3 separate regions of the Homo sapiens genome follow, and regions 1 and 2 are each linked to region 3. Evidence: chromatin contacts called from ENCODE Hi-C or POLR2A ChIA-PET data. All regions are on one chromosome and are shown on one strand. Each heading gives the region's core, a stretch centred on a gene start or an enhancer-like site at or near the end of the contact. The rest is flanking DNA. Distances are from core to core; before and after follow the strand shown.

Region 1 (4,055 bases), core at 196-2,695, 550 kb after region 3:
AACCACCTTGAAGGTAACAATTCCTCCCACTTGACAAATGAGGAAGTGACGCCCAGCAAGGTTCAGACATCTGTCCTGGGTCTGACAGCAAATAAGTCACCAGCCAGTCACCTGAGCTGCCGGAGCCAGTTTCTTCATGTACAAAACTGGGGGTGCAGAGGTTGACGGGGTGACTAATGAGGGCACACAAACCTGAAGGAGGCCCGGGCTCGGTGTGACACCTGGCTGCACCCAACATATTTAAGTTCCTTACTTCCCTCCCCTGGCACAAAGGAGCCGAGCTGGCACAGCCAGGGGCAGTCACGGAGCTGCGGGGGAGGCTGGCAGGGAAAGGGAAACGCTTCCCCAGCCCAGACTCTAGCTCCCTCTGGCTGCGGGGAGCCAAGGCCCCGGCCCATTAGTCGGTCCTTCTGGACTGGAAGCAGGCTGGTCCCGTTTGTTTCCAGGGAAAGCGGGTTAGGACTGCCTGTGGAAGGCCCCGTTGCAGGCTCCTCACAACCCCAGTGGTAGACATTATTCCCCCCACGCAGAGGAAATGAAGGCTCCGTGAGTGACTGACACGGCGATAAACCAAGTCTAACTTGGCTCAAGATCTTTTCTTTGCTGGGAGGGGCTGGTGAGGCTGCAGCAGAGGGTCCCCCAAGCTTTCTGGCCAAGCGACCTGGGTGGGTGTCCGTGACTGTACCTGCTCAGGGCTTGCCTCTAGCTGCCTCCGAACCCTACCCTTTTCCAGGCTGGTGGCCCAGGGGATGCAGGAACAGCTCTAGTCTACTAAGCTGAACCCGGACTCAATGCTAACGCGTGCCCCCACCGCCTTGAGGGTTGGGATGGGCCTGTCACTAGGCCACCTCCAAGGAAACAAATCCCTCTTCCCACTCACGTCCCGCCGGGACATTCAGGGGCCTCAGCTTGAAGCTAGACTGGAGCAATCGCCAAGCACCGCTCCCCTGCAAGGCAGCACATCCAGAGCGAAACAAAGAGTCAAGGGTTGTGGCTCCTGGAACCGGCATTCCCTCTGTCCACAGCCGCCCCAGGACTCTGCTGGGCCGGGGTCGGGGCTTCCCACTAGGGGCTCCCAAGGCTACGAGCCAAGAACCCACGCAGATGAAGGTACGGTGGGGTGCAGGGGCAGAAAGAGGAGGGAAAATGGGCCGGCCAGAAAGCCGACTTGGAACCCTGCAGTGTCATCGCAGCCAAGTGTCTTCACCTCGCAGGGCCCGAGTCCTCCTCGGTAAATGAGTCCACTCGGTCCCATGGGGCGGTTGGGTAGCTTTAACAAGCCAGTGAGCCCCGGGTCACCGCACTCTCCTCACAGGTGCCCCAACCTGGCGTCCGTCACGCTCTCGGGCTGCGGCCACGTTACCGACGACTGCCTGGCGCGCCTGCTGCGCTGCTGCCCACGCCTGCGCGCACTGCGCCTGGAGAACTGCGCGCGCGTCACCAACCGCACGTTGGCTGCCGTGGCGGCGGACGGGCGCGCGCTGCAGACATTGCACGTGGACTTCTGCCGCAACGTGAGCGCGGCCGGCCTGCGCCGCCTGCGCGCCGCGTGCCCGCGCCTGGCCCTGCGGGCAGAGCACAGCGCCGCCATGCTGCCCGACCAGCCCCCGCGCCCGCGCGCGCCCGCCGCGGCCCTCGGCAAGCTGCTGCAGCGCTAGACGCCGCCCCGCCGCTGCCCCCGGGGAAGGAGCGCAGCCCCAGACCGTCCTGGCTTCGAACCCAGCTCTTCCACCTTCAGACCACCACCGCATATTCTGAGCCTCATTTTCCCCGTCTGCACAGTGGGGATAAGAAAGCCTACCTCACGTTACGATTTTATACATAGGATAAACGCAAGATTAAATGGATATTTGGAAAACACTCGGCTGGTTCTCACTCAACACCACCGCCTTTCCCCTCTTGCTTCCGCCCCAGGCTTTCTGCTGTGCGCTCCCCACGGAGGCGGGAGGCGCCTGCACCGTCCTCGGGGACTCCGATCGCCGTTGGACCGAAATCACCTCGGTGGGGAGGACCTGACCACTCGGAGTTCGCCGACTTGCGCTCGGGGGTGACGGGGGCCAGGGCTGCCGCGCGCAGGGGTCTGGGGAGCCTCCGGGCGGAGCGACCCAGCGAGACCCCGCCGGCTCCCGGAGTGTCCTGGGGACCGCCACCTCCAGGAGCCCCGGTGGTGATCTCGGTGAAGCAGGAGGAGGGGAAGCAGGGGCGCACGGGCAGAAGGAGCCACCGAGCCGCTCCTCCTTGCGGTTTTGCCCGCACGCGCGTCTGCCCGCCCACCTTTCCTGGGGCGGATGCGTTCCCGCAGTGACCGCACTCGCGATTGTAGAAAATTCGCTCCCAATTGTTGAATGCTTACATAAACTGCATAGTTACCCATATTTTCTACTGTTCTCATAAGGGAAAAAGAAATGATTTGGAAGAAAAAAAAAGCCTCAAACTAAACAAAAACAAAACCAGCAGCCCTGGCTAAGCTTTTGATAATGGAACCATTATAAGCTGACAAGCTAGATTTTTCACCTGTTGGATTTGCTGGACATGAGCACAAGCCTAGGCTTCCAATTTGAATTTCAGGGCTGTAGTCACTGATGTGTCACATTTAGTGAAGGCTCTCGGCCCCCCGGCAGCCGCCTGGTCCTGGGTCACTGGGGAGAATTCTGGGTGGGTGGAAGAGGCGAGGAGCACTGTGATGGGCGCTGTTCACACTCCGGCTCCACCCAGCGCCAGCTGCGACAAAGCCCTTTACCCCTCCCAGGCCAGGTGTTTCTTCTGTGTGAAAGAGGAGCTTGATCCCTACTCACAGGTTCCTTAATTCATTGCTCAAATAGGGAAACGGCAAGGAAAAAGACAAATTCTGTTCTCATGAAGCTTACCTTCTAGTGGGGGAAGAGACAACAGGTAACTGGTATATAAGAGGGTAGAAGGGCCAGGTGCGGTGGCTCAATGCCTGTAATCCCAGCACTTTAGGAGGCCAAGATGGGCGATTCACGAGGTCAGGAGATCGAGACCATCCTGGCTAACAAGGTGAAACCCCCGTCTGTACTAAAAAAAAATACAAAAAATTAGCCGGGCGTGGTGGCGGGCACCTGTAGTCCCAGCTACTCAGGAGGCTGAGGCAGGAGAATGGCGTGAACCCGGGAGGCGGAGCTTGCAGTGAGCCAAGATCGTGCCACTGCACTCCAGCCTGGGCGACAGAGAGACTCTTGTCTCAAAAAAAAAAAAAAAAAAAAAAAAATGGTAGAAAGTATTTGGAAAAAAGTGCAGGCTGTAACAAGGGCTATTAGGGATTGCTGGCAAGAGATTGGGGGGTGAAGCCTCTGAGAAAGGGTTGACCAATGTAAGCCTCACTGAGAAGATGACATCTGAGGCATGAAGTGAGGCAGGGGGCATAGATACTCCTGGCAGAGGAACAGTCAGTGCAGAGGCCGCGGACTACAGGCATGGCTCATGTGCAAGGAGATCAGAGTGGCTGGAGCAGAGTGAATGAGGAGGGAAGCTGAGTAGCAGGTATCTGAGAAGCAATGCAGCCCGCAGCTTAACTTCAACATGCTTTTAAACTTTTTTCCCATTCTCTTGAGTTTCAAGATATAACCTTGAGGAAACTCAAAATCCTTTCTCCTTAGCCTTAAAATAGACTCCACGTCCCTCCCCTTTCTCACCAGATATGCTCCCTTTTCATTTATCTAACTGTATGCTACTATTTAATTGTGTGATGTCTTAGAAGTTTCAGTGGCTAATCTTGAGACAGACCAAGCCTGGAGACCCAGCTGCAAACCTCCAAAAATTACTTCAAAATGGCTAATTAACAACCTGACCATTGTTAAAATAATGTCAATCCGAGGTCCAGGTGGACTGAAGCCCAAGATAGCCACCAGAACAAAACACACAGACATCATACTCAGCCCATTTCTTGCATGCCTTCCTTATCAAGTCTTCCCTTTTAAAAACCCTAAAAATTGCTTTCCCCTCTAAAAATTGAAGCAGTTACTTTAAATAGCAATCTGGCTACTTCCCCCTTTACTAGTTTTGGGTAATAAATTTGCTTTTTATTACTAGACTTC
Region 2 (4,311 bases), core at 669-3,168, 660 kb before region 3:
GAAAGATTTTGAGATGCTTGATAGGAAGCTATTGGGCCCTATGAACGGAGGACTAAGTGGAAGGGGAAAATCACTTAAGTTGCAACCATTTTTTCCTTTCCTTCTTGATGAGCCTCTTATGTAAACCTGGCATTTGGACCATAAAAATATGGTTATTCTTTGTTAGTAAACCAAGGAACAATTTAGGTGGCATTAATTTAGTGAGCTTATTACCAGGCTCATACAGAAATCAATAAACATGTACTTTTTAATCAACCCCTGAGGTGGCTTGTTGCCACCACTAGTTATTCTGTGAGACTGGTGAATGTTTAAAAAGGCGTGGTGAACAAAAATACTTTACCTGTACAATGAGAAATTGTGCCCTGCAATTTTTAGGACTTTCTCAAGTTGCCAAGTAATTGGTTCTCTCACTGTGCATTGATAATGTATACTTTGTTAGCTTTACAGTTTATATTCTGCAATAAGTTACAAAGTTGTACCCTAAGGTTATCTTTGCTGCTATGATACATACAGTCCGGTTCATCAGCCTGGTTAAGGACAGGGTATTGTTCTCACAGAATGTCCAGCCTTATCCAATGTTCCAACGGACTTATTCAAAATAATTTCAATTTACAAAATCAATTCAGTCTCCGGTTTATGGTGACAGCAGTTTCTTTCTCTGAGAAACACTAAAAAGTTGCCAGCAGTTCCATTTGAGTAACTGAATAGATTTGCTACCTATTTCCTGGTCCATTCTGTATTGGGATGGAAATAATGTCGTCTTTCCTTTTTTTTTTCTTTTTTGAGACAGAGTCCCGCTCTGTCATCCAGGCTGGAGTGCAGTGGTAGGATCACCGCTCATGCAGCCCCCGAGCTCCCGGGCTCAAGCGATCCTCCCACCATTCTCCCCAGTAACTGGGACTACAGGCATGCGCCCCCACACCCGGCTGATTTTTAATTTTTTTTGTAGAGATAAGGTCTCGCTATATTGCCCAGGCCGATCTTAAACTCCTTGGGCTTGAGATCTTCCTGCTTTGGCCTCCCAAAGTACTAGGAGTAAAGGGGTCATGGCTAATTCTTGTTTTTTTAAATTACTAATGTGTCCCTTACAGATAAATAAAAAAGTAAAATTACTCACAATTCCACCAATCACTGAGAGACTTATTGGTGTTTATCTATCCAGTCTTTTCTGCCTTTCTCCATAAATCACAGTTTTTAAAAACGGGACCATACGGTACATAGTGTTTTGTCTCCTCACCCCCTTGAATAACCTTCACATTGTTCCATGGTATTTACAGTATTTACTAATAATGACTGTAAATGTAAGAGGTATATAACTGACTTTATTCAGGGCATGGCAAGCAGGAGTGAATTATTTTCTTCTTATCAACACAGCACGCCCCTACCGCCACTCATCCCTATAGTCGTTCTCTAAATACCTAAGTGACACCTGACCAGCAAGGTTTCAGGGTCCTTGTGCTGAAAGGAGCAGGCTCGCCTGGGGTCACGGCCCTCCGCTTCGCAGCAAGACCCCACCGCCCACCACGGCCCTCCAGTTAGCCACAGCTCGCTTCCCCCAGGACCGGGCCAGAGGTCCCGAGAGGGCACTCTGCGGACCTAGGGGCCCCAGCCTACAAGACGCTGTGTCCTGCAGTCATCCCCTTTACACAGCAGAGCCCCAATTCTGGGAAGCCGGGGTCACCCCGAGCCTCCCTTCCCCGTGACAGCTCGGCCGGTGCATCACCTTCCCTCGCGGACCCTTTCAGCATCACCACGCGTGGGAGGAAACCCAGGACGGGCGCCTGAGCCTCGGTGGCGGCCCACCCCGGTGCCGCGCGGCGCCGCGGCCGGACCGGCGCCGCGCCGTCCCCGAATGATGACGCGCTTCCTGCCCTCCCAGCGCTCTCGGGCAGTGCGCTCGCGCTCGCCCTCGGCTCTTGTTCCGCGCCCGGAGCCAGCGGCGGCGGCAGCGGCTGAGGCGGCTGCGGGAGCGGAGTGGTCGCCCAGCGCGCGGGGGGACGCGGGCTGCACTCCCGGGCAGGCGCTCTGCAATGAGACAGTAAATGCATCCCCCGGTAAGGCGCACGGCTCACTCGGGTTTTCCTCTTCCTCCAGCTGCATGCACGTTGCATGAATTTCTCGTGTCTTTTCCCTCCCCTCTCCAGAAGGAAAATGTGGGGTTTTTTTTCCTCCCTTTTGCTTCTCGTGAGTGATGCCAATGCAGGAAAAACCCGTAAAGCTCCCAGATTTGATGGTCTAGGAGGGCTTCTTGCAGGAAAATAAAAATAAAATGAAATTAATGCACCTGTCTATTGCACATGTATGTTTCACTGCACCGGACCCGGGCGCAGCGGTTTGCAAACAGCCTCGCAGTCGGCGCCAGAGAGCGGATTCCTGGCCGTGGGCAGCCGGTCCCCTCCGGGGCTCTCGCTGGGTTTCCGGTAACTGGGCTTTGAAAAGCGGCCCCGCCTGCATAGAGTGTCCCCTCGACCCCAGCCGGGCCCCCGCGCCAGAAGAGTTGGCGCTGGAGGAGCAGCTTCATTCCAGCACTGGCCGCCGGGACTCCAGCGCCACTTTGCAAACAAGTCTCCCGCCGAGGCTCTGGGCTAAGACAGCCCGCCAGTGCGGAGTTCCTTCTCCGGTGCCGGACACTCAGACCTGCCGATCCCACGACTGCCCTTTACTTGGCAATCTCGCCACGGGCGAACTGCTGGCCGCTGAGCGACGGGGGCAGTGCCGGGCCGAGAGCGGGGCCAGGCTTTGCATCCAGTGCGGCTGGCCTCACACAGACTCAGCGGCTCCCTCTCCTTCCTCGGTCCCACGAGCTGAAATTTTGCGCCCATTGGAAGCTGGAGGGACCTGGAGACGAGTATTTCGGGATCCCTGAGGGGACCGAGGAACGACTTTCGAGGGCGCCATATTTTCAGTGGGTCTTGACTGCGGAGGGGAGGGGGCGAGCAGTTTCTGGGTCCCGGGGAGAGCCCCGCGCCCCAGTCGGAGAGGCCTGATCGGTTGTCGCCGGGAAAGTTTGCGCGCCGAGGCAGGCGCGGAGGCGGCCGCACAAGGCGCGCACGACTGCTGTCCCCGCAAGGGCGCGCGGACTACAGCGCGTCGCCACGCCAGCCGGCGGGGCTTGGGAACGAGAGCCGCCGTCACGGACAGCGTGCTGGGCTTGCCGCCTTCCTCTGTCCCGCCTGGACCCGGCCTTGGGGCTCCGAGGCTCAGGGAACACGCCCCTCTTCCCCGCAGCTACCGCTGCCCGGGTGCTCAGCCGGAGCCGTGCGCTGGGCGGCGTCCCGGGGCTGGGCGCCGAGTGTAGAGCGTTCTCCCGGTGCCCGGGCTCGCCTGGGTGCTCCGAGGGGCGCAGTAGCTCACTTCCTGGGGGAGAGGAGGCGCCTTGGTTCGTGGATCAGGACCAGGGCCTGGCCTGTGGTCGCCCCGAGGCCGCCGAACAGCCTGAGCTTCCAGTCGCCTCTTTGGCTTTAGCGGCGACAGCAGTAGCGCCCGCGGCTGCGTGTTCTGCTCTCGCAGCTCGTAGAGGCGAGGAAAGGAGGGCGTTTCCAGAAGTTGGGGCTTCAGGTGACGCGTGGGGAAACTTGGATTCTTGCTGTCCTTGAAGAGCTGGGACAACTTAGGCCAGAATTCCTGTGTCTCATAGTGAAAACTTCTGGTTCTTTCCAGAAGATGAGAGAGGAATGAACTGAAGTGTTGGCGTTGTCAAAGACATAATTAAAGACGGTTGGGTAGGGATGATGTCTTGGAGAAGTGGTCCCCAAAATACACGTAAATTGCCCTGGTGCTGTAAGTACCACTTACTTTTCCATTAATAATACCTGGGTGTGTTAAGCTGTGGCATTGTAAGGTTGCACGCTGACCTCCCTTCTCCAGAGCTTGGAGGCAGCGACCTCTCTGGAGTGAGGGGGAAGCGGGAGTGGGGAATCTTTACTTTTGAAGTAGACTGTGACCTCTGCTTTGTGATGGGACAGGGCACGGGCGTGTTTGCCAACCTACAGGCAGCCAATTGCAGGAACGTGTTCTCCTTGGAGTGTTACCGAAATGATGTCATAGTATTGAGGTTTTGTCGGCACTTCCGGTCTTCTTCACTGAAGAGGCTAGAAGGGACCACAGAAACCTCTGGGGTTGGGGGTTAGGTGTGCAGAGGGAGGGGAGAGGCTTTCCTGTGGGAGATGTGCCTGGAGATGTTAGGTGTTAGGCAGCTCTTTCCCTGATTCATTTCATGAAGCGCCTGCAAAAGTGACTCCGATATGAATGTCAGCCAAGATTTTACCTACCTTGATTGCTTATTTGGGACCTCTATGCAAAATCAGAGGA
Region 3 (2,880 bases), core at 1-2,500:
AGCAGGAGTCGCTATTGCCCTTAGCAGCCAGCTCCGTTACCCCGGGTCACCACCGCGCCGCGGAGGGGCCCTAGAAGTGGAAGCCAGAGCCCTAGTGCAGTGGCCTCCCGGAGCGCCCAGCTCACCAGGTACCCCCGCAGCGCGCCGGGAGCGCCTTTCTCCCCGCCGCCGCGAGCATGCGCAGTGCCCCCAGCCAGTCCCGGGATCCACGGCGCGCGCCCCTCCCAGCCGCGCGCGCCCGCCTGCGGTTTGTCTGCGCAGCCCTGGAGGCTGCGACTTCCGGACTGCTCCTGGCCGCAGGGGGCGCCGCCATCGCACAGAGAGGCCTGGGCGGGGCGGACCGGCGCTGGGCAGCCAGGACAGCCGCGGCAGCCGGGTCCGCAGGGCAGCAGCCGGCCTCTCCCACTGCAGCCCTCCCGCCCGCCTACCGTCCGGCGCGATGGCGGGGAGTAGCTCGCTGGAGGCGGTGCGCAGGAAGATCCGGAGCCTGCAGGAGCAGGCGGACGCCGCTGAGGAGCGCGCGGGCACCCTGCAGCGCGAGCTGGACCACGAGAGGAAGCTGAGGGAGACCGTAAGGGATACACCCATCACCCCGCAGCCCCCAGAGGCGCATCCTCCCGGGGCAGCCCCGCAGGGCCCTCCTGCTTCCCCCCCCGCAGGCCCCGGTCCCTCGTCCCCACGCCTCCAGGGCGCACCTGGCGCACCTGGGCCAGCTGGCGGCGGGCTCTGGGGAGGGGCCCGGCCTGTTCTCCTGAGCCTTTGTTTTCCATCTCGCTGATCCAAAGTAAACGCTCCCAGGGGAAACGGGTGGTGTTGAGAAGGTTCTGGAAGGAGCATTTTCCCAGGAAGGGTCTGTTTCTGGGGTGGTGGCTTTCAGTCGTGTCTGTGCGTCCCCGGGAGGTGCACTTTGCGCTGCTGGCTTGCTTTACTCTGAGAGTGGAGAGGGAGGAGGTCCTTCCTCTTGGAGATCCGTACTTTGAGAAGGGGCGCCGACAGGTCAAGTGGGAGAGGCACTGTGGACTTGGGGCCCGGGGATGCTACACTCCGCCGTTCCCGTCGACCCTGTGGTTTCCCGGCGGCCTGTGTCTCCGAGGCGGTAGACAGACATTGACAGCTTGACAGCGCCGCGTTCTGCTGGAAGAGCTAAACTATAGTGCAAAACCCTTAACCCGTCCCTTTTTTCAGCAGTCCTCCTCCCCTTTTCTCTCATACAGATAGATAATGCTTTGTTACCAAGTCTTGGAAAAAGTTGGCGAAATGTCAACAGTTATTGGGTGTATTCTCTTGCGGGCTTCCCCTCCCCCTTGTTAAATGTAATACCTGGCTTCCTTCCTTTCTTCTAAGGCAAATGTATCCAGCAAACACGAACAGGATTTCAGAGGTAGTCTAGTATTGGATATTTGTCGATTTTGTGTGTGTGTGTTTTTAATGAAGATACTGAAACAAACACCTTGGGAGTTTTATGACAATTGATAGTATGATGTCCTGCTGTGCTTAATATACGGGGTTGTTCTGAGTTGAGTAAATCGTTCTAGTTAAGTGTTTGTAAATGGCTGTATGGCTGGCCACAGAAACTTCAAGACCTGAAATGGTCCTCTTCAGAGGAAAGCTCAACTAGAGAAAGTTTCAGATAAAATACAAGCAGGAATAAGGAAATTAATAGGCAAAAGATAATTCTCAGTATTTGCTTTATAGGACGAGTCAGCAAAAGTCCTGTGGATATCCCTGAACTTGGCTGGGTGGTAAACTAATTCCGACTCCCTTACTCGCTAGTAGCTGTCCTTGAACCATTAGAACTATATAGAATATGATGGATAAAAACAAGAACTTTGGACCCAGACTGTCAGAACTTGAATCCTGTCTCCACTACTTACTAGCAGTGGGCAAGTTACTTAATCTCTGTGTTTCAGTTCCCTGTGTGTAAAGTGTGGATAGTAACAGCATCTACCTGTCGGTTAAAGGAGTTACTATGTAAAGACAGTACACTGATGCTTGGCGCAAAAGGGTAAGTGCTGTGTGCCCGCTGTCATTAAAACTGCACAGCCCTGGCAGCCCAGTGCTCCTTCACCTTCAGTTCCCCACCCAGCAAGAGGTCTTAAAGATGGCCTGCTCATTTCATGACATCATAAAACACTTCATTTACTGCTTTTAATCAACATTTGTTGGGGCGGGGGGCTTGAATGAAGAGGAAGTGGGCGGGCTGGTAGGCATGTTTGATGGGTTAAAGTGGTATCAGTGGTAGAAGTCTGAGGTCTCCTCACCCTGCTAAGAAAGAGTATGTGTGACCCTATGCAGGAGAGCCTTGTATTGGCTCCTGGCCTAGTGATTGATGTTAGACACAAAAGATAAATTTTATGAAGGGCACATTATTACTTTTATTCTTACCTTCTCTTTTGCACGTCGTTTTTATAACAGAACTCTTCCTGTGCCAGTTGGCTAAAGATAGTACTTTCGTTCTTTTCACGGCTTTATATCAAAAGTAGTTTAAGTAGTTTCAATTTTTTTAAGTAATCTTTGCAAACAATCTACCTGGGTGATTGATTGAACACAGAACCTTTTAAGACAGCAACTTGAAGACTGGATCAGACCATTGAAGAGAGACTTTCAGGCTGCAAGTTGTTCCTAACTTCTGAAATTGGAACTTAAATGTAGCTGACTTAGGTATTTAGATGTAGCTTGGGCTGTGAGTTAAGCTAGCAGTAACAGTTTCTTTTGGCAGCAAAGATAAAGGTTTAGTGACAAAACCATGAGCCACTGCAAAAAATATTTGACCAGAGAGTTGGCCTAAATTCAAATACTCAGACTGTAATTAATAGGCCCTATTAAACCAGCCCTTACCTTGGAAAAAGCAGCCATCCCTTACTTCCTCCTAGTCTGTGT

Evidence for each region. Hi-C counts contacts between places; a loop is a spot of excess contacts on that map. ChIA-PET counts read pairs that join two places held with the same protein, here RNA polymerase II (POLR2A). Pooled maps may share reads with other maps.
Region 1: a loop to region 3 is called in a map of CD4-positive, alpha-beta T cell, with 4 times the contacts of the local background. The contact joins the promoter of USP3-AS1 here to the promoter of TPM1-AS in region 3. A Hi-C loop is called at or near these places in 2 of 168 maps with a recorded cell type or tissue (CD4-positive, alpha-beta T cell and sigmoid colon), 8 of 37 single-sample maps with no recorded cell type and 15 of 50 pooled maps. POLR2A ChIA-PET finds 5 or more read pairs at or near these places in 2 of 52 experiments (CD4-positive, alpha-beta memory T cell and MCF 10A).
Region 2: a map of IMR-90 shows a loop between it and region 3 (5-fold over the local background). The contact joins the promoter of TLN2 here to the promoter of TPM1-AS in region 3. A Hi-C loop is called at or near these places in 3 of 168 maps with a recorded cell type or tissue (IMR-90, ascending aorta and chondrocyte), 3 of 37 single-sample maps with no recorded cell type and 12 of 50 pooled maps. POLR2A ChIA-PET finds 5 or more read pairs at or near these places in 3 of 52 experiments (MCF 10A, WTC11 and activated CD4-positive, alpha-beta T cell).

The regions. Positions count from the first base shown.
Region 1 is chr15:63,599,382-63,603,436 of GRCh38, forward strand. It overlaps USP3-AS1 (USP3 antisense RNA 1), which reads right to left and starts at 1,446. Exons shown (of 3, transcript NR_034080.1): 1 at 1,208-1,446. It overlaps FBXL22 (F-box and leucine rich repeat protein 22), which reads left to right. Exons shown (of 2, transcript NM_001367807.1): 2 at 1,316-1,860. The coding sequence ends at 1,658. RefSeq lists enhancers at 563-1,280, 1,543-2,360 and silencers at 1,348-1,637, 2,058-2,187.
Region 2 is chr15:62,388,632-62,392,942 of GRCh38, forward strand. It overlaps TLN2 (talin 2), which reads left to right and starts at 1,919. Exons shown (of 59, transcript NM_015059.3): 1 at 1,919-2,054. RefSeq lists enhancers at 1,339-1,408, 2,327-2,941 and silencers at 1,575-1,771, 1,819-2,148.
Region 3 is chr15:63,048,137-63,051,016 of GRCh38, forward strand. TPM1-AS (TPM1 antisense RNA) reads right to left here and starts at 1,251. Exons shown (of 2, transcript NR_147233.2): 1 at 705-1,251; 2 at 1-559. The region is part of intron 2 of TPM1 (tropomyosin 1); the gene reads left to right. RefSeq lists a silencer at 58-717.